Regions from separate parts of the Homo sapiens genome. Here region 2 is linked to region 1. Evidence: read pairs that join two places in POLR2A ChIA-PET (ENCODE). Cell type or tissue: IMR-90. All regions are shown on one strand. Each heading gives the region's core, and the rest is flanking DNA. Links, peaks and the distances in the headings are about the cores only. Region 1 overlaps EPB41L2 (erythrocyte membrane protein band 4.1 like 2). Region 2 overlaps EPB41L2 (erythrocyte membrane protein band 4.1 like 2).

Region 1 (9,257 bases), core at 2,036-6,035:
AATTTTTGTATAATAGATCACCATATAAAACACATGTTGAGGTATCAGTAAATGTTTATAAGAAAGAGAACCTATTACTCTTTAATGGTGGCTTATTTATGTAATTGATTTCTATTTTATTTTTTATTTCATTTTTATTTTATAAACAATTTTAATTTTATTTAAATAAAAAAATTCTGCATGCTGATTTATAGTTGGATTAGTCTGTACTGTTTGATCCTTGACCTTTAAATTTTATCACAATAGTCATTCTTCTGTTAATTGGGTGCATAACTGTGATATTTAATAATTACAGACCTTCCATGGCTATTCACTTTTAATGTGAAGTTTTATCCTCCTGATCCTTCTCAATTGACTGAAGATATCACCAGGTACTTTATATTTGCATTTTTAAATGAACCTTTCCTTACAGCTCTCGTTTATTTTTGTGCCCTGGGAGCATAGTGGTAATTTCAGGATTGAAAACCAAAACAGTTTTTCTTAAGTTTTAGAAGTTTCCTTGAAAATGGGTACATCCAAATAGTTTGAAATGTTGCCAGTTTCAAAAATTTTATTCACTTTCTTTAATATCTTCATTTATATTCTAGTAATGAAAATTTTAAAAATGATACTGCTGACAACTTTGTTTTCTATGTTATACTTTTAAAAGTCACTAATATTTAATATTTGAGATTTTAATACCAAGGTCATTTTTATTGTATATAACTCATGTGTGCTTATATACTAGTCTCATATTACAAAGATGATATGAGGTTAGCAAAATGAAATTATTTTAAAAGTCCAATTGAACTGGTAATTTCTTTCTCTCTTCTCCCTCCAGAACCAAACAAGGTAGGATTTCTTATGTAGAGTCAATAGCTAGTTCATTTCCATCTCCTTGGAGATTGTGTGAGCTATAAGAACATACACTTGAATTGCAAAGAAAGGATTCTGTTTAGGAGCAAGAGAATATTTATTGATTCTGAGTACCTGAATGGCAACCAAGAAACATTGTGAATCAACAAGTACCTTGAAATCTTAGCCCAGTTAGACTGGGTACCAGAAACATTGTGAATCAATCAACAAGTAGCTTGAAATCTTAGCCTGATTACACTGGGTACCAGGGATAGCATTTCTTAGCTTTGGTGAGAGGAAGTATAAAGGGTTGATTTTTTTTTTTAAAGGATGATTTTTATATACCATATTTTTAAAAGGTTACTTACATGGTCAAGTACAACTGTGTGCAGTGCATGACTTTTAGAAAACTAGAGGGGCTTAGCAAAAGAGTCTGCTTGTCTTTAGTTCCTGTATCTTTGATGCTTTCTGCTGGGCCAGTTTTGTTGTCAGACATCAAGTTGTGGAAGTGGTTAAGAGTTCATAATATCCATGTGAAATAGCAAGGATGGAAATTTCTTTCCAATATTGGGTACATAGCAGGCCGGCCTTTTTTTTTTTTTTAAACTACTTGTTGCTGAATATGAATGCACTAATTAAGCTCTGAATGAATTAGCTTCACCTAGTAAATAATAAATAGTAGCTTTTGTAACTGCACAGTGAGCTACTTAGAGCATAAAACCTGACCGAATGGCATGTGTAGGATGCAGAGCTTCACTGCAGGGGTGCCTCTGAACAATGCATGTAACTGGGGCTTTGTGACCCAACACTCTGTACATACACTCCTCCTGGCAGTAATTTGTTTGGAGAATGATAATCCTTTGGTGATTGCAAGTTTGTAGCATCAGTACTTTGGTTTTCCATATAAATGGAACTTGAACAGTCTCCCTGTCTAGTGGGAGGAACAATATAGTCTGCTCAGCTAACTAAAGTTCTCAGTGGTGCAGCCTGAGACCAGCCACCTGCCTGTACTTGTGGCCTGGAAGCTTAAATGTCATGATCGAAATCTTCACCATGACTTGAGTGAACATTTAGAAGCTGGGGTAGGCTTCTGAGAAGGGCAAGAACACTATTTCGAATAATGTTTGAAGAATGCTTCATAGTGCTGTGTGAAGGTACAGTTGGGTAATTCAGGAAGCTCATGCCATTTTTTGTTTGAAGTTTTTAGGATTTAGACTTAGGCTTTGAAAACAGAGGAAAGGACCAATGTGAAAAGCAGAGACAATAATATAAAAGGAAGCAACAAGATGAAATCTTTGTGTTTAGGTTCTAAAACTTCCATAAAATGTGGAGAAACATCACTGTTGTTTATTAGAGAATTTGAGGATAACCTGGACCCATGGTTGAAAATTCAGTTGTCTGAAGTATGTACTGTTAATGCTTATGTTTTTCTACGGGTCAAGGAAACATATAATCCTCCTTAAAAGGAGATCTGCAAGGCATAAAATACTCAAAATACTGTAGTGATAGCGAGAAGACTTTCAGTCTCTCAATTACCGAGCACTTGTCATGTGGCAAGCCCTCCAGTAACTGTGGGACTATAGTGATGATAAACAGAGTCCCCGCCCTGCCTGATGATGTATTTGGGTGGTAATCCAGGTTCTGAACTGACCTGGCCCCATGTGCTGGGTTGTGCTCTCTGACCCAGTAACAACAAGGCCTGGACCAGAGGCCAGCACTCCCCATTTGATTGTGTAGGGTAGAGAGCAGGAAGAGGATTGGGCCCTAAAACCCAGGCCAGGCAAGTGTCCACAGGACTAAGATGGCCAGCTGCCAGTATGAATGCCAGTCTCTAAAAGGTCTTAAAGAATGAGGACTCTGCTGTTGATTTGGGAGGATCCATGGTGACCATAGCAAGTGGTGAAGTTAAAGAGTAGAAATCACATTTTAAAATGTTACCAAGAGGAATTGATAGTGGGGCTTAAAAGGTGGGGGAAACCCACAGGGTATATATGACATGTTTCTGCATTTTATTTCATGGAAAACGGAAATTCTTTTATAACCGTAGTGAGCCACATGGAACATTGAATGAGAAACATTATAGCCACTAATTATTATAGCTACTAGTTATTGATTCTTAAGCATGTACCAGATATTTTATTTATATTATCTAATGTTCATGCTCATCTTCAAAGGGAGGTAGAGTTCTTAGCGTCTTATAGGTGGGAAATTACCCTTAGGCAAGTAAATTAACTTGCTCAAGGTCATATAGAGTCAGGTCTTCCTGGCTTCAAAGCCCAGGCCTTTTCTGCTAAACTGAGCTAGCTACTGCTTTAAATGGGGTAAATGGAAAAGTAAGGGCTTCAAAGTAGAGATTTACCAATAACTGTTGTTAAAGGTGTTTCTGGAAAAGAAGAAATGTCAAGATGATAAAGGGTGGGTGACCTTAGCTTTTCTTACAAATGATTAAGACTAGTTTTTTTTTTTAATCTATTAATCCTTACATCTTTTGAGGGGCGTGCTAATTTTTATTACAGTTTGAAATCCAAGGAGACAGTTTAAGTGATTGAAATTTTTACTTCAGTTATAAAACTCTTATATATATACACACACACATATAAATTAGCCTTCTGGACTCAGTTTCTATAAATAAGCCACAAGTTTAGAAGCCCAAGGAGCAAGTTGAGGCTTTTTATTAGAGAAGATGATTTTTGCTGTTTATATGAAGAGTGCCTATATTGTATATTTGTTTTCAAAGGGGTACTAGCTTTTAAGGACTGTGAGTGCTCCAATCTCACCTAATGGTTCTCCCCTGACCCATTTCTCCCTCTGCTCCTCACAGATACTTCTTGTGCCTTCAGCTCCGGCAGGACATTGCCTCTGGCCGCCTGCCCTGCTCTTTTGTGACTCATGCTCTCCTGGGATCCTACACCCTGCAGGCTGAACTTGGTGACTATGACCCAGAAGAACATGGCAGCATCGACCTCAGTGAATTCCAGTTTGCCCCTACTCAGACTAAGGAGCTGGAAGAGAAGGTGGCAGAGCTGCACAAAACCCACAGGTCTGTTGCCTTGCTTACTGGAGAGAATGGCCATGGGAGATTTAAATAGCTTCTCTTGTAGCACTTACTAGACATTTGAGCATGATTTACAGGATTATCCAATTTTTCCTTTTGGAGTTTCACCTAGCACTAATCAAGGCAACGTGGAGCCCTTGAGGTATCCTTTCATTATTTTTATAACTACCGTCTGAGAAACTATACTTGTAAGACTGTATGTTTTCATGTATTGGAAAAATGTACTTTTCCCCATGACACCTTCTTCTCCCTATCCCCCTAACACATACACATTGGAGACAAACATGTCCACATACTTATTTGACATTTACTTTATATTTCTTCTGCCTTATAATTGTCCTTATTACTATATGTGGTAAGAAAGCTAGGGAGATAAGGAGGCATTGGGATTTGAATTACCAGTGTAGGTGGTGATGGACGTAGGAATAGTAACTGAAATGTACAGGTGATTCCGTTGGAAGATGACCCGTTGGTTTAGCTAAGATTACTTAACATTACATTAATACCATATTACGCTTCTAGAACATTTATATGTGTGTGAAAAGAAAATGGACTTTTTACACAAATTTTTATAACGCTAGCTACAAAATGATAATTTGTTCTATATTGCAAAATTACAGTTTTATTAAATATTACTAAAGTGATCTGAAAGGAACTTTCAAAAATTAGGTTTTTAAACAGGCCACATTCATTGATTTTTCTTTAAAAAAAATATGGTATTTGACTCTAAATGTTTTCTTATTAATTTACTTAAATTCTACTCAATAGACATTTGTTGTATAATTCTGATGTGAAATATCAGGTACTGACATGCCATGGGGAATGTGAAAATTAATGGGACATGATCTTGCTCTTTAGGAGCTTAAAGTTTACTTAGTTGGGTATATAGATAGGAATGGAAATAATTTTAGTATGGACAATTGATTTGTGTTACCTATCATAGGTATAAAATCAAATACAAGTAATTTCAATCTTTATTATGATCAACTCTAGTGAAATAAAATGAAGGAGTAAGAATGTGTTTATCACAGAAAGATGAGATCACTGTTTTTTATTCTCCAGTACTTATGTTGTACACTATTGCTGGGGCTTTTTTCCTCAGTGAAAATAATCAAAAGCAACTTTTTAAGATAAAATGGGTAAGAGTGGAGGTATACCTCCATGCAGTTTAGCAGGTTTACATTATAGGATCTTAAGGGAAAAATGTTAGAGGTTGAGAGTTGTTTTCTTACCATTTCCTACTTTTCTGCAAACTTGGCTGGGTAACTTTCTCTCCTCCAAACCCTCTGAGCACAGACACTCCTCCCATTCTGACTACATTTGCTCTGCATCCATTAATAAGATAATACTGTTTCTTTTGATTCTCAGGGGCTTATCGCCAGCACAAGCTGATTCCCAGTTCTTAGAAAATGCAAAGAGGCTTTCCATGTATGGTGTTGACCTACATCATGCCAAGGTACTGTAAATGTAACGGGGAGTAGCATCATAGTAGTCTGTTGACTGAGGTTTTGAGAGGGCTCCAGTTTCAGGATAGCACAGCTTATTTTTGGGAAAAGGATATTTGCTTTCAATTGAGGGTCTCTGGAATATTTCCTTGGTGACTAATTATGGGGTGTTTGGTTGTGGGAGGGACCATGTATTCTGTCTCTACCACTTGTTTTCCCAGTCTTTTTAATTAATGCCCTTTCATAGGTACTTACTATGACACACCTTGTCAGCCTTTTTTTTTTCACCGCTTATCCTGGTTTATTTTGCATTGCAGCTTCTGCTAGGCCAAGTGCTGTGTCTGTCCCAGTTCCCTCTCCCACCTCTGTCTTGGGAGAGGAGAGAAGACCTTAGCAACCATAAAAGGGCAAAAGTAGCATGGGACCACTTTCCAAAAAGCTTATGTTTGATGAAGGAGCCCTAGAGTTGGTCTTTTCCCTGTAGGTGTGTTTTGTACTTTGTGAAAGATAACGTAGGTGGGCCCAGGCTCTGGGTGATAAAGCACCTTCAGTCTAATTTGAAAGATGGTAAAAGAGTGGGACAATGGGGACATGGGAAGCCAGTCATAATCCTGAACACCGTAATCCCAAAAGATCAAAATCTCAAAAATATAATGCTCGAAAAAATAATTTTAAAAGTTATTTAAAAGACATTTATTTACGTTTTTAAGGGGGGATTTGAGAAACATAAAACACAACAGAAGTTCATAGGCCACTTTACACGATAAATTAGGCAGTAGTAACATACATTTTTTTTGCAAGCATAAACGTTCGGTATACTAACGAGAGTCACAGGGTATGAGTTATGAATAGACAAATCCTGTTCATAAAGAAATAAGTCAAAAAGTGAAATGTGTAAGCGCACATCGCTATAGTTGGTTGCCAGTAACAATATCACTTACATCATGGTTCTAGTTTAGATGATTATGTAGTGGGGAGAGTCGAGGAGAATGACAAGCAAGGTGAAATATGAATTTGGTTTTAAAAAATATGTCCAGAGTCAACATTTCCTTATGGTAGCCTGCTTTTAAAAGACCCTGCCAATCTGTAGATGTTGTTTAGAAGCCCAGATTATATGATTTGAGAAATCTCTAGGAAAGCTCCCCACACAATGATGTCTTTCCTCCCTAGGCCTCTGATTAATAATTCTTGCATTTGTGTTATTAATCATACTTCATATTTACAAAGCACTCTTTTTCTCCTCAGTGGCTTCCTTTATTTAAATATTTTTCTTTATTACAAAACTAATACATGTTCATCATAGAAAATAGAGGCAAACAGAAGGAAATAAAGATCACTTAAATCTTTTTATGCAGAAATAAGCATTCTTAATACCTTTTTTCTTTTCTTTTTTTTTTTTTAGACCCCTGGGCAGTTGAATTCACATGCCTTCTAAAAATGGGGTCATACTATGAGCATCATTTTTGTTAGTTTTTTTTTTTTAACTTACTATTATAAGATTTTTCTGTCAGTAAGTAGTCTCTGGCAGCATCATTTTTAACCACTAGATGCTGTATGCCCTTAATTTTAAAAAGTACTTTCATACCATCTCATTTTTTACAAGTATACCATCTCATTTAAAGTTTGAATGTTTTTTAATTTTACAGCTACATAAAACAGTGCAGAGAATGACTTGTTTAAAGCCATGTATTGTTAAATGGTCTATCTGCCTGATACCGTCTGGTAAATCCTAGTAGGAGGTGAAACAGATTGTCTTAACACTCCAGTGTTTTTCAGATCATTTTCTATGTAATGGGGACAGGCTAGGTTAGCCAAGAAACAGAAATAGGGAGGAAGGAAAAAATATGTTTGAGACCAAAAAGAGCTCCCAAACCTCTCCTCCTCTAGACCCTGCCATTCTTACCACATGCAAATCTTGCATCTCTACTTTGTTGATTGTTAGTTAGAAACCAATTCTTAAATGGCAATGCTGTATGTAAGGTTTCAGGATTCTTGTTTTTAATGTTGTCTCTTAGAAAAGTAAGAAATTGTGGACTCTGTTCTAAGTATAATACTCTTTCTTGCTGTGTAGTTAGGAGCAGAACACTAAAAAAATTCAAGATAACCTTCATTCTGTTTATCATCCGATAGACTCCTTAGGTAATATTTGATAAGCAAGATATTTGTGGCTTATTGAAAAGAATATATGTGGCAGTTTAAAAGAACTTTTCATATTTCATGTCGTTTAAAGTTTTGTGTCTTTATTTTTCATTGCCTTAAAATCAGATTTTTTTTTTTAATTAGAAGAGTTTGTAATGTCATATTCATGTTAGGATGAGTTGGAGAGAGTTAAATAAAAGGAATCTCAACAAAGGTGCAGAGAAACCATAAGAGAAGCGGGACACCCGTGGTAGCCCCAGGATAGTATCTGCAGCTATCCTAATCTCTCTAGGTCTGTCTGAAGGAGGGAGGGCAGAGTGGTTTCCAAAACTCCCAAGGAGAGATATGTGTGGAGAGGGCCGTCTTGTGGGGAGCCATTGTCAGAGGGACATAGTCAGCCTGAGGTGACCACGTAGGGAGGGAATCTGGATATTAAACACCCTGACCTCCCTTTCCTTTCTCTCCTGATCCTTTGCAAGAACTCCCTTTATACTGAACTCATTTGAAAGCCAGCCATCTCCATGCATTGCCCCATGCATTGCTCCATGGAGCAGTGAGCAATGCAGAGAAGGTGCTCCTTTCCATTAGTTTATTTTTCTGATTTTGATACCATGTGGCATAACTTACATGTGAAGGATCAAGGCCTGCCTTTTCCTCTTTCACTTCCTACCCTTCATCTGTCGTTTCTATTCACACAAATACTGGTAATTCTAAAATAATTACATAGAACAACAAAAATCAACTGATTTACTTGAATCTGCGTTGTGTCTATTTTTAAGTCAGATAAAATAGCTTCCTTGTCCTGTCCAAAGATTGCTTCAGACTAGAGATGGCTCATTCAATGTTTCAAATGCGGGTTGCCTCCCCACTTGTGGTAAGAACATGCCGTCTCGGGCAATCTTCTGCCTTGCTCCCGGTGGCCATGGGCAGTGATGGTTTTGGCAAACACACCATGGGGTCTGGTGCCAAGTTGCTTGGGCACCTGTGCCTGATTCACCCCAGCTTTTTAGTCTATTCCTAGAGAGAGTTGTGGCTGCCAAGATAAGGGTGAGTAAAGCAATTGATTGGATTTTTTAAAATGGCTCAAGTTGGTCTAATGTAATTTTATTTGTATATATGAATTACTCAAGTGTCACAGCAGAGAAAGCAACTGGCATCAATTAGCTAATACTATACTTTTATTTATAAAAAACTGATTTAAATGGTATCAAAATGTTCTGAGTAATAAGATAGACAAAATGTCCTTTTATTAAATTGGGAGTTAGACTAAATATGGGGTTTGTTGCAACATTTTTTGTGAGAATTTGTTTCGTATTGTTTGTGATTTCTGAAAATGTGAATGTCTTTGAGCGGTAGTCTTCAATTTTACATATGTTGAATGAGAGCCAGCTCTCCTCTTAGAGATAAACAATAATTTGTATGTTTTGAATACATGCATCTTAGATCTTCACTACTTGAAATGTGAGGAGACAGGTTTTCACTTTTGCCTGTAAATTTGTTTGGTTTTTAAAACATAATTTAGGCCTGTGATTATTCTAGATTGTCATCGATTCCAGATTAAAGCTCTAGGGAAAGAAAACTATTAATAACTTCAAGAATAGTCTGCAGTCCTTTGAAACGTGCCAGCCAAAGGAATGCCTAATGAGAACTGGATGTCAGCATTCTAAGTTAATGAAAAACTGCTTGAAAGAATTCAGAGATTTCAGCACTGTCAGCCTGGAAGAGAAATTATCTGCAAGGGATTGGTGTTTTGCAAAATATTGGCATAATTTTAAGAGCTATTA
Region 2 (9,257 bases), core at 3,393-7,392, 160 kb before region 1:
GAAGAACTACTGCCTAGAGTCTATTATTTTGGGGAGGGGTCTGCGTATGGAGCCCTCCCTACGGACCCGGGTAGTCTTTCATTGAATTGCCCCATCAACACCACAGCTGCCCTTAATTTTAAGATCCCTGGGTGGATGGGAGAGAAGGTGGAATCTAGAGGAGCTGTGGCTATATTTTCGCTTTTCTGAATCACATCTTTCCCCAGTTTCTTGAACTTCTTGCCTCTGAAATGGCATGTGTGTGCCAGGCGTCTTGTTCCTCTTGTTACTGTTATTTAAGCTGTTTTAAAAAAACGACTTTCGCGGTTTTCCCCTCAGTTTTTCAGTCTTTATTTCCTCCCCCACCCTACGTTTTTATTGTTTTTTTCAACGGAATACATTATTTATCTGGTCTCTTTATAACGCTGTTGAGAATTAGCATTTCAGTTGGTGTTCTGTCAGATTTCACCTTGGACTTAGCAGTTGAGGGAAACTGAGTCAGTTTCTATGCTGCAGGGGCTAGGATTTAGAATTCTCAAGCTTTGAACAGGTTTCAGTGGGGGAACGAATAGTGCTTAATCCTATTCAGTTTCCCTTTGCAGGCTCATTGCTGTGAGAAATCACTGGGTGGCTGTTGCAGCCACTGATGGGGGCTGCATTGCAATGCAATCTTGAATTGTGATAAGGGCCAACTGGCTCCATCCGTTAGGCTGTGAGTTTGACACAACTTTTGAAGAGCTATGCTGTGTCACCTGTCAGAGCTCGAGTGGTCATTCTTTTAATTCAATTTAAGAACCACCATCAAACTTCAGATATCTATTCTTTGGAGGTTATTGGAGAACTGTACAAGTGGTAATGGCTTGGAACAATGGTGTGGATTTAGCGCTAATTTAATCCTATCCTGTCTTCCTCACTTCTTGGGCAGAATTCCCACTGAAGTCAGTAGTGGTCTTGTGTGCAGACAGACTGCCGAGAACAAGAGGCTGCTCATTTAGAGTAACGGGAAGGGACGGTTTCTTTCCTTTTAAAACATCCCTCTGTAAGAAAGACTTAGTCATAACAGTTCTTTAATCTTTAACCACTAGTCCAAGTAGTTGAGAGCACTTTTTGCAAAAACCTTCGAAAGAAAATTCGTGGATGAATTGAGCCACGTCCCTCGAACTCTTCATATATCTACGTTGCATGGTGATCCTTAAAAAAGATTAAAAGTGATTTTAAAAAATCAGTTAAAGCTATAATTTCAGTAAAATTTTTCCTAACTTTTGTAAAAAATGTAAACTGCCAGGGAGCATTTTGTAGCAACTAAGTGTGTATATTTCAAATCTGAAATTTAAGTCCAAGTAGAAAGAAGCAAATTTAATTTAGGGGATGAATCTGAAGAGAGGCCACCAAAAAAATAACCATCTAAATATAAAAGAAGGAAGTTCAGATATCTCTTGCTGTTTTTCAGGAGATAGCTTTAGGGCAGTTTGCTCACTTTCATACCTGTTCTTAACGATTTACTGACTGCCTGGGTCCATCATTAGATAATGCTAGCACTTGGAGGTTTCCAAATGAGTTTTGTGCTGATCTGAGTTGCTGAGCTAGTTAGATCCTTGGCTTCTTAACGTAACATTCTTGTGGCTTACCCTTTCCAAATTACTAGTTCTAAGGAATTGAGTTTAGAAAACCTAACCAGTGACCAGAATGTAAAAATAGGTATTTAAAAATCAGAACCATGTCCACGTGTACTACCCAACCACTTGCTTTCAACTAAAAATACTTGCAAAGATGACAAAGCAGTCCACAACCAAAATATTTATTGGTACAATTTCTCTGTAATTAGTAATATTGTACAGTTATGTTTAACATCAGGTTCTGCCCTGAATCACCCCTCTCATATTACTGTGGCTGGTGAACTACAAAGGTTGTATCTTTGCCATTTCATTTAGGAATATAGGGTTTATATTTTATATAGCAGAATGCTAAATATTTTTGAAGGTTTTGTTTTGTTTCTGTTTCTACTCTGTCTCTACTAAAAATACAAAAATTAGCCGGGCATGGTGGCGCACGCCTGTAATCCCAGCTGAAGACATGGGCCTTTTTCTTTCTTTTTTGAACTGAAGTAGCCTGTTTAAAAGCTATGTGTGGGCTTTTTATTGAAAAGTGTGAATTGCTACTAGTTTTATAAGGCAAATAAACAGTTTATAGGGATCAATACCACTGAGTCACATTTTGCATTTCTAAAATCTGTGCTGTTTACTTGGAGAAAACAAAAGAAATGTGCCTACCTCCTCCATCCCACCTTTATTTAGAAACATTTCCAGTGGGCTTGTTTTTTTCAGATTCAGAATTACTGTACCTAACCACTGGGTACCCTTACAGATTTCAAAGCCTGAAGTAAATGTTTATGCTGGCTTTCGTAGTCAGCAAATAATAGCCAAACCCTAATTCACTGCTCTTTTATAGAATCTTGGAATCTCAGGGCTGAACCGTTAGGAGTCAGCAGATCCACTCTTAGCCCTAGTCTCTTCCTCTCAACATGCAAACAGTTCTAATGTCTTTGGAATGTCTGAGCAAATAGAAGATTTGTATGCGATTCTGTCACCAATTCTAGACAGAACATCCTTTGGGATGCCATGTTTTGGCATAAACCAGCAACTTGATATTATGAGATTTGTATCATTTCTCTGCGTGGGCAGTGCCCTAGACTAAAATCTAAAATGGAGTCAATGCCTGATGTCATTAACTATAGGGAAATGGCCTCCAAGTTAGCTATTAGAGTTGTTTAGGAATTATAGCTGGGCGCGATGGCTCACGCCTGTAATCCCACCTCTTTGGGAGGCTGAGGCGGGTGGATCATGAGGTCAGGAGATCGAGACCATCCTGGCTAACACGGTGAAACCCCGTCTCTACTAAAAATACAGAAAATTAGCCAGGCGTGGTGGCAGGCATCTGTAGTCCCAGCTACTCGGGAGGCTGAGGCAGGAGAATGGCGTGAACCCGGGAGGCAGAGCTTGCTGTGAGCGGAGATTGCGCCACTGCACGCCAGCCTGGGTGACAGAGCCAGACTCCATCTCAAAAAAAAAAAAAAAAAAGTTATAGGTAAGCCAAGAAGGAAAGAAATAAATAATCTCAGTTATCATCTAGAAATGATTTATAGTTTTTGTTGCTGTTGTTGTTTTTATTTTGTTTTTGAGACACAGTTTCACTCTGTCGTTCAGGCTGGAGTGCAGTGACGTGATCTTGGCTCACTGCAACCTCCGTCTTCCCAGTTCAAGTAATTCTCGTGCTTCAGCCTTCCAAGTAGCTGGAATTACAGGCGTGTGCCACCATGCCCGGCTAATTTTTGTATTTTTAGTAGAGACAGGGTTTCACCATGTTGACCAGGCTGTTCTTGAACTCCTGACCTCAAGTGATCCACCCGACTTGGCCTCCCAAAGTGTTGGGATTACAGGTGTGAGCCACCGCACCCAGCCGGTTTATAGTTATAGCTAATAGATTTTGGTAGCTTTTTCTATAAAGTATGTGTATGTGTGTGTATTTCATATGAGAGAGGGAATATTATAGGTATTTGTGATGTGAAGCACCTACTCATTGTATTTAATAAATATTTGATGAATTAATTCATTGAACCTTTAATATATTAGAGGTGAAGAATCTTTAGTGAAGATTCTTTGATAGAGTTGACATAGAAATGGGTAATGTTTCATGTAGAAATATCATGTCGGTAATGTTTATTTGCTTTTCTAACCACTGATATTGTTTCTCCTGGTTTTGTGGTTGGCTTGGGATCTGTGTTGTAAGTTTCTTAGAGGCATGTTTTTCATGTCTAGGAGAGTAGATAGGCTATATATTTCCATGGTGTTGGGATAGTATTAATTTTAATTAGAATTTCAGAGGCTTTCTGAATTTTCTTATTTTAAAGTGATGTCTCTTACTTCTTGGCATTGGAATAGATTTCATGTGATCTATGAGTGCATTCATACTGCTTCTGGATATTTTTTCTTCAAAGATTGCAATTGAGCTAATTTCATATTCTCAGTTATCTTTAAAATGGAAACATGTTTTCACTTCACAGATACCTCTCTGAATTTTGCATATTTTCACTCTACCTTATTAGAGCCATAAAGTCAAAAAGTACATAGATTGTCTCCCAAATAATCTGGAATAAATTGAAGGATAAGAACAATCTTTCCTGAGATCTGACCTGTATCTTAAATAAGGTTTTGCTTTAGATAGCCAAGTTGAAATTTTGCATAGATAACTAAGTTCGGCATCATGGGGATCATTTTAGTTCTTTCCAGGTTAGGAGGCATGGAAAGGCTCCCAAAGTGGTTTTGTCACTGTTCATCTATCGGACCTTATTGCCTAGGTCAGGTAGGGTAGTTCATGCATTTAAATCAAATCTTTCTGAAGAGACCAGTTTCCTCTTGCTTTGCTCTTAGGGCCTCACCATCAACCTTCATGAAAGAATTTTCAAATACTTAAAAACTTATGTTACCCTTCAGTTGCCTTTTTCCAGGATAATTGTGGTTTTAAAAAGCTTGTCATATAGTTCTGATTACCAACTCTGAAGTCACCTTTTCCAAGCCCTTGTATTTACGTTTCCAGACCTGCTGATGAGCTTCAGGGCTGGGCCATTATAACAACAGTGCTGAATTCACTCATATTTTTCAGAGTTTCCTACATTCTACTGATATATGTACATATCCCAGTAGCTTGAAGACATAAAATTAAAATGTGATTTACACTCTGCCATAATTCTTTGTTTCTTTCTCTTTTTGTCCAGAAGCTACTTGTTTTTCACCCTAGATTCATTTACCTTGAGGGAGATTATTTGGTTCAGACTCCTGACCTGGGGTGGAGAGTGGGGTTCTTGGGCCTCATGGGTGCATAAACTGCCTGAGACTGTAAGTGAGGTATTGTGTTCCCATGTGCATGCACTCCTGTGTGTGTGCAGCATCTCTGTGTGTGTGTGCACAAGTGGATGAGAGAGACAGGTTAAGGGAGAAAGAGAACTTTAGGAGTGGTTTTTGAAAGGGTTTTGGGAAACAGAAAAGATTGAGAACTGATGTTTCAGTTCTTATTTTCGAGATTAGAAGATGGAAGTTTTAAGAGTATTTTGTTTTTCTCTTTTTTTTTAATTTTTTCACCCTATTGCACTTTTCATCATTTATTCTCCCCTATCTCCCATTGTACTTCTTTCCATTCAATTGAATTCATTTAGTTGACCCCCATTTACCTAACTGTCAAGGTTAAACTGAATTCTGATATAATCCTGGCCACTCATATTCTTACCTGTGAACTTAATGAATGTGCATTTATTTCCTTACAAATTTCTTTGATGGAATATTGATTAGAAGGAATCAGTAACATGTCCACTCTATTTGATGCTGGTTAGACTGCCACATATGCCATTGTGACCTTGGGCAAATTATTTCTCAAAGCCTCGTTTGCTGTAGTAAGGGGTTAAAAATCATACCTACCTCAGAGTTACATGAGGATTAAATGAACTAATGCTTATAAAATGCTTCATAGAGTGCCTGGCATCTGTAAAAATTGTTAGGTTAAGAAGAGACCTAGTGGGTTGGTTACTGGTGAATATGTGGTAAGCAGATTTTTTGCAGTGGTCAGGAATAATTATCTGTGTGGAAGTACAGTCTTTGAAATGAAACAGTAATTTCCTATGGTGATCACAAGTTAAAACCACTTTTTAACAATTTCAGTCCAGTATCTATAATGTTTGAGCTTTTAGAAACTCTTGTCTTAACTTCATTCTTTTTGTTAATTTACAAAAGAGCATATATATGGGAAAACAGTTGGGATCTAGTTTCAACAGCACAGGGATAATGTAGTCTTTTTTGTTATGTTGCCAGAGGTAACTGATTATAAATGTAAAATTGTGTGCATATGTTCTAACTTCTTCTCTCTATAACCACAGTAAACTTGTTGAAAAAAGCCTATTAGTGAGTAGAATTTTTGTTGACAATGTTTAAACCTCTGCATATGGCATTAAAATGTAACCTTTATAAATCTTTGTGTGAAATATACCTGCACACATATTTTCCAGCAACATCGTGTTTTAACTTGTTAGTTGCCAACATTAAGAAATCAGGTTTCATATAAATATCCTTATTTTAGGCTAGAAAAATTAGATGATGGTGTAGCACTTGGTCCACTGGGTCCACTGGGTCTATTGTGTCTATTGCTTCTGGTGCTGTCACGCATCAGCTGCTTTGCTTAACCTGTCCCTGACGCACGCATTTTATGCTCAGTTCTAGCTTTGTTCTAGGTTCCATTGTAAGTAATCCTGTAAGGCCTGAAGCTTTGATAATCAATAACCATGTAAAAAAAAAATAAGGAAGCTAATGGTTTTGCAGCACAGACTACACACCAGGTGCTATAATTGGTACTTTACATATGTTAATAACCCTGCTTCTTTTTTGCAGCACCATCTTGGAGTAGCTGGTGTGCTTATTTTACGGATGAGAAACTGAGGCTTAAAAATTGAATAAATGGCTCAAGGGCACCCAGCTTGTGTATGGCTAAAACCCTTGTTTTTTCTGTGAGTTCCAGTTATTGCTTTTAATTGTTCGATGTTATTACTCAGTAGAAGTTGAAGTTTTTTGCAATTTGTTGGCATCTGCAGTATCTAACTTTTATAAAAGACAGGATTGCTTTCCTGACTGGGTTCGCCCATGTAGTTTTTTGTGTAAAGGTATGATTATGAAGCAGACCTGAGTACTACTTTTAGTTGTGTGATTCTTGAATCATGCTGGAACAGGGAGTACCCTTCATCTTGTTTTTCAGACTAGAGACATTTAAAGTAATGTTTCTAGCCTGATTTTTCAATATTAGAAAAATATACCAGAGGATAAAACACATCAGAATAAAATGTGGCTCTCCCCCGACCTTTAGTTTCTGCCTTTCCTGTGGTTTTGCACTTTTTGCTTTCATTTAAAGTGCAAATGGCATTCTCCAGGGTGCTTTATATGATTTAGAAAGTCAGGTAGTACTGCAGGGATTATGAAAAAAAGCAGCAGACCAGTGCCCTAGCTCCCTTCTTGACAGATTTCTGCTCCCCTGAGGCAACTACTTGTTGGAGGCCAAAAGAATGAGGGTCATGATCAACTCAGTATACCACTGGAGGTTATATGAGTAAGCAGCAAACTGTTTTTCATAAATGCAGAATGTTGGCAAACTGACAGACTGCGTATGCCACCCAGAAGGAATGCTGAAGGCAGTCATGCCCAAAGCACAGTGTTTCTTGTGATTAGGTACATCTGAAGCCTGTTAGTAACAATATGAACCTGTGATCAATTAAGCAGCTGACCAATCCTTACCTCCTTCTCCCTGCTCTTGTTACCCAATAAATATGAAGGGCTGTGGAAGCTCAGGGGCTGCCTTTGCTCACTAGAAGCAGGGAGCTCTTTTCTTCTTCCCCTGGCCCTTCCTTTAAAACAGTTCCTTTTGTTTTTTTGTTATTTCCATGTTTGTCCCTTCCTTCAGTCTCGTAATGACGGTCTCAAGTAGTAACAGTAGTAACTGTTGTAGTGAAGGTCTCAAGTAGTAACTGTGGCAATGTGCCACAAGTGGCGCCCGAACAGGGACTATCAGTGACAAACAGAGACCTGAAGAGACCTGAAGGGACCTGAGGAGGCCTACAGGGACACATAGAGATAAGTAGGGATAAATAGAGATAGAGACAGATAGGGAAAGATAGGGACTTGCACCAACTTGGAGGAACTAACAGGGACCGTAGAGACAGACAGGGACAGACAGGGATAGATAAAGACTAGCAAATACTAGCAGAGACTAGCAAAGACTAGCAGAGACCAGCAGAAGCTAGCAGAAACTTGCAGGGACAGACAGGGACAGATAGAGACAGGGTCCTATAGGGACTTGAATGAGGAAGTTCTGCTGGAACAGAAAAAACTAAAACCAACCAGACAAATGAGAAACCCCGTTACAAGTCTGCTTGACAACATAAGGAGATGAACAAACTGTGTGGGTGCCCTCAAGGTGTGTGCGACCATGGAATGGAAGACTGGAGAGATCCATGGATTCTAGCTACAGGCCTTGTTCCCCTAATACGAGCCATGAGCCAGTTGAATCTGAATGCGAAGATGGAATGAGGACCGACCGGAGTCACACTGACATCAACCCTCATGACATGGGGATAGATCAAGAAAACCACACAGGAAGCTGAGACACTGTTAGTGTCAGGGTCAGGCAAAGACCCCTGACTCCATGTTTGTGGCCATGCTGGCCATGGTTTCCTGTGCCTCCCGTTGTAAGATCAGCTGGACCACCAACTGGCAATTAAGGGCTGCACAGCCTGTAGTTGCCTTTCTCAATTAATTAAAAAACAAAAAGGGAGAAACGTTGGAGGTCGAAAGAATGAGGGTTATGATCAACTCAGTATACCACTGGAGGCTATATGAGTAAGCAACAAAATGTTTCTCATAAATGTAGAATGTTGGCAAACTGACAAACTGTGTATGCCACCCAGAAGGAATGCTGAAGGCAGTCACGCCCCAAGTGCAGTGTTTCTTGTGATTAGGTACATCTGAAGCCTGTTAGTAACAATATGAACCTGCGATCAGTTAAGCAGCTGACCAGTTGCTACCTCCTCCTCCCTGTTCTTGTTACCCAATAAATACGAAGGGCTGTGGAGCTCAGGGGGGCTGCCTTTGCTGACTAGAAGCAGGGAGCTTTTCTTCCCCTGGCCTTTCCTTTAAAACAGTTTCTTTTTTTTTTTTTTTTTTTTTTTTTATCATTTCCATGTTCGTCCCTTCGTCCCGTCTCCTAATGAGGGTCTCAAGTAGTAACAGTAGTAACTGTTGTAGTGATGGTCTCAAGTAGTAACCGTGACAGTCTGCCACAACTACTTTCACTAGTTTTGGTTTTATTTTCTGGTGTTTTGTCTCTAAATAACATGATTTTCTTGTTTCTTGATTTTTTTTTTAAAGTTTCAGAATATTTTTATGTTTTATTATTTGTTAAAATTTACTTGCTGGGCACGGTGATTCATGCCTGTAATCCCAGCACTTTGGGAGGCCGAGGCGGGCAGATCACCTGAGGTCAGGAGTTTGAGACCAGCCTAGCCAACATGGTGAAACCCCATCTCTACTAAAAATACAAAATTAGCCAGGCGTGGTGGTGCATGCCTGTAATCCCAGCTGCTCAGGAGGCGGAGACAAGGAGAATCGCTTGAACCCAGGAGGTGGAAGTTTCAGTGAGCCAAGATCGCACCATAGCACTCCAGCCTGGGCAACAAGAGCGAAACTCCTCAA

Evidence for each region. Peaks named below come from ENCODE experiments on the same cell type or tissue, not always from the same donor. Only the 100,000 strongest peaks of a DNase experiment are listed, where the experiment ranks them.
Region 2: POLR2A ChIA-PET joins it to region 1 with 5 read pairs; 7 of 35 experiments call an interaction of 5 or more read pairs at or near these places.

What each region holds. Positions count from the first base shown.
Region 1 is chr6:130,895,579-130,904,835 of GRCh38, reverse strand. EPB41L2 (erythrocyte membrane protein band 4.1 like 2) reads left to right here. Exons shown (of 20, transcript NM_001431.4): 6 at 296-371; 7 at 3,656-3,874; 8 at 5,258-5,345. Among named protein-coding and RNA genes, the nearest start is that of SMLR1, 73 kb to the right of the region's middle. RefSeq lists a cis regulatory region at 2,495 and an enhancer at 2,411-2,580. In IMR-90, for the core only: no CTCF peak of the experiment used is centred there; a DNase peak (open chromatin) is centred at 3,725; H3K27ac peaks cover 299 bases.
Region 2 is chr6:131,052,914-131,062,170 of GRCh38, reverse strand. All of the region lies in intron 1 of EPB41L2 (erythrocyte membrane protein band 4.1 like 2), which reads left to right. Among named protein-coding and RNA genes, the nearest start is that of EPB41L2, 5.7 kb to the left of the region's middle. In IMR-90, for the core only: no CTCF peak of the experiment used is centred there; no DNase peak of the experiment used is centred there.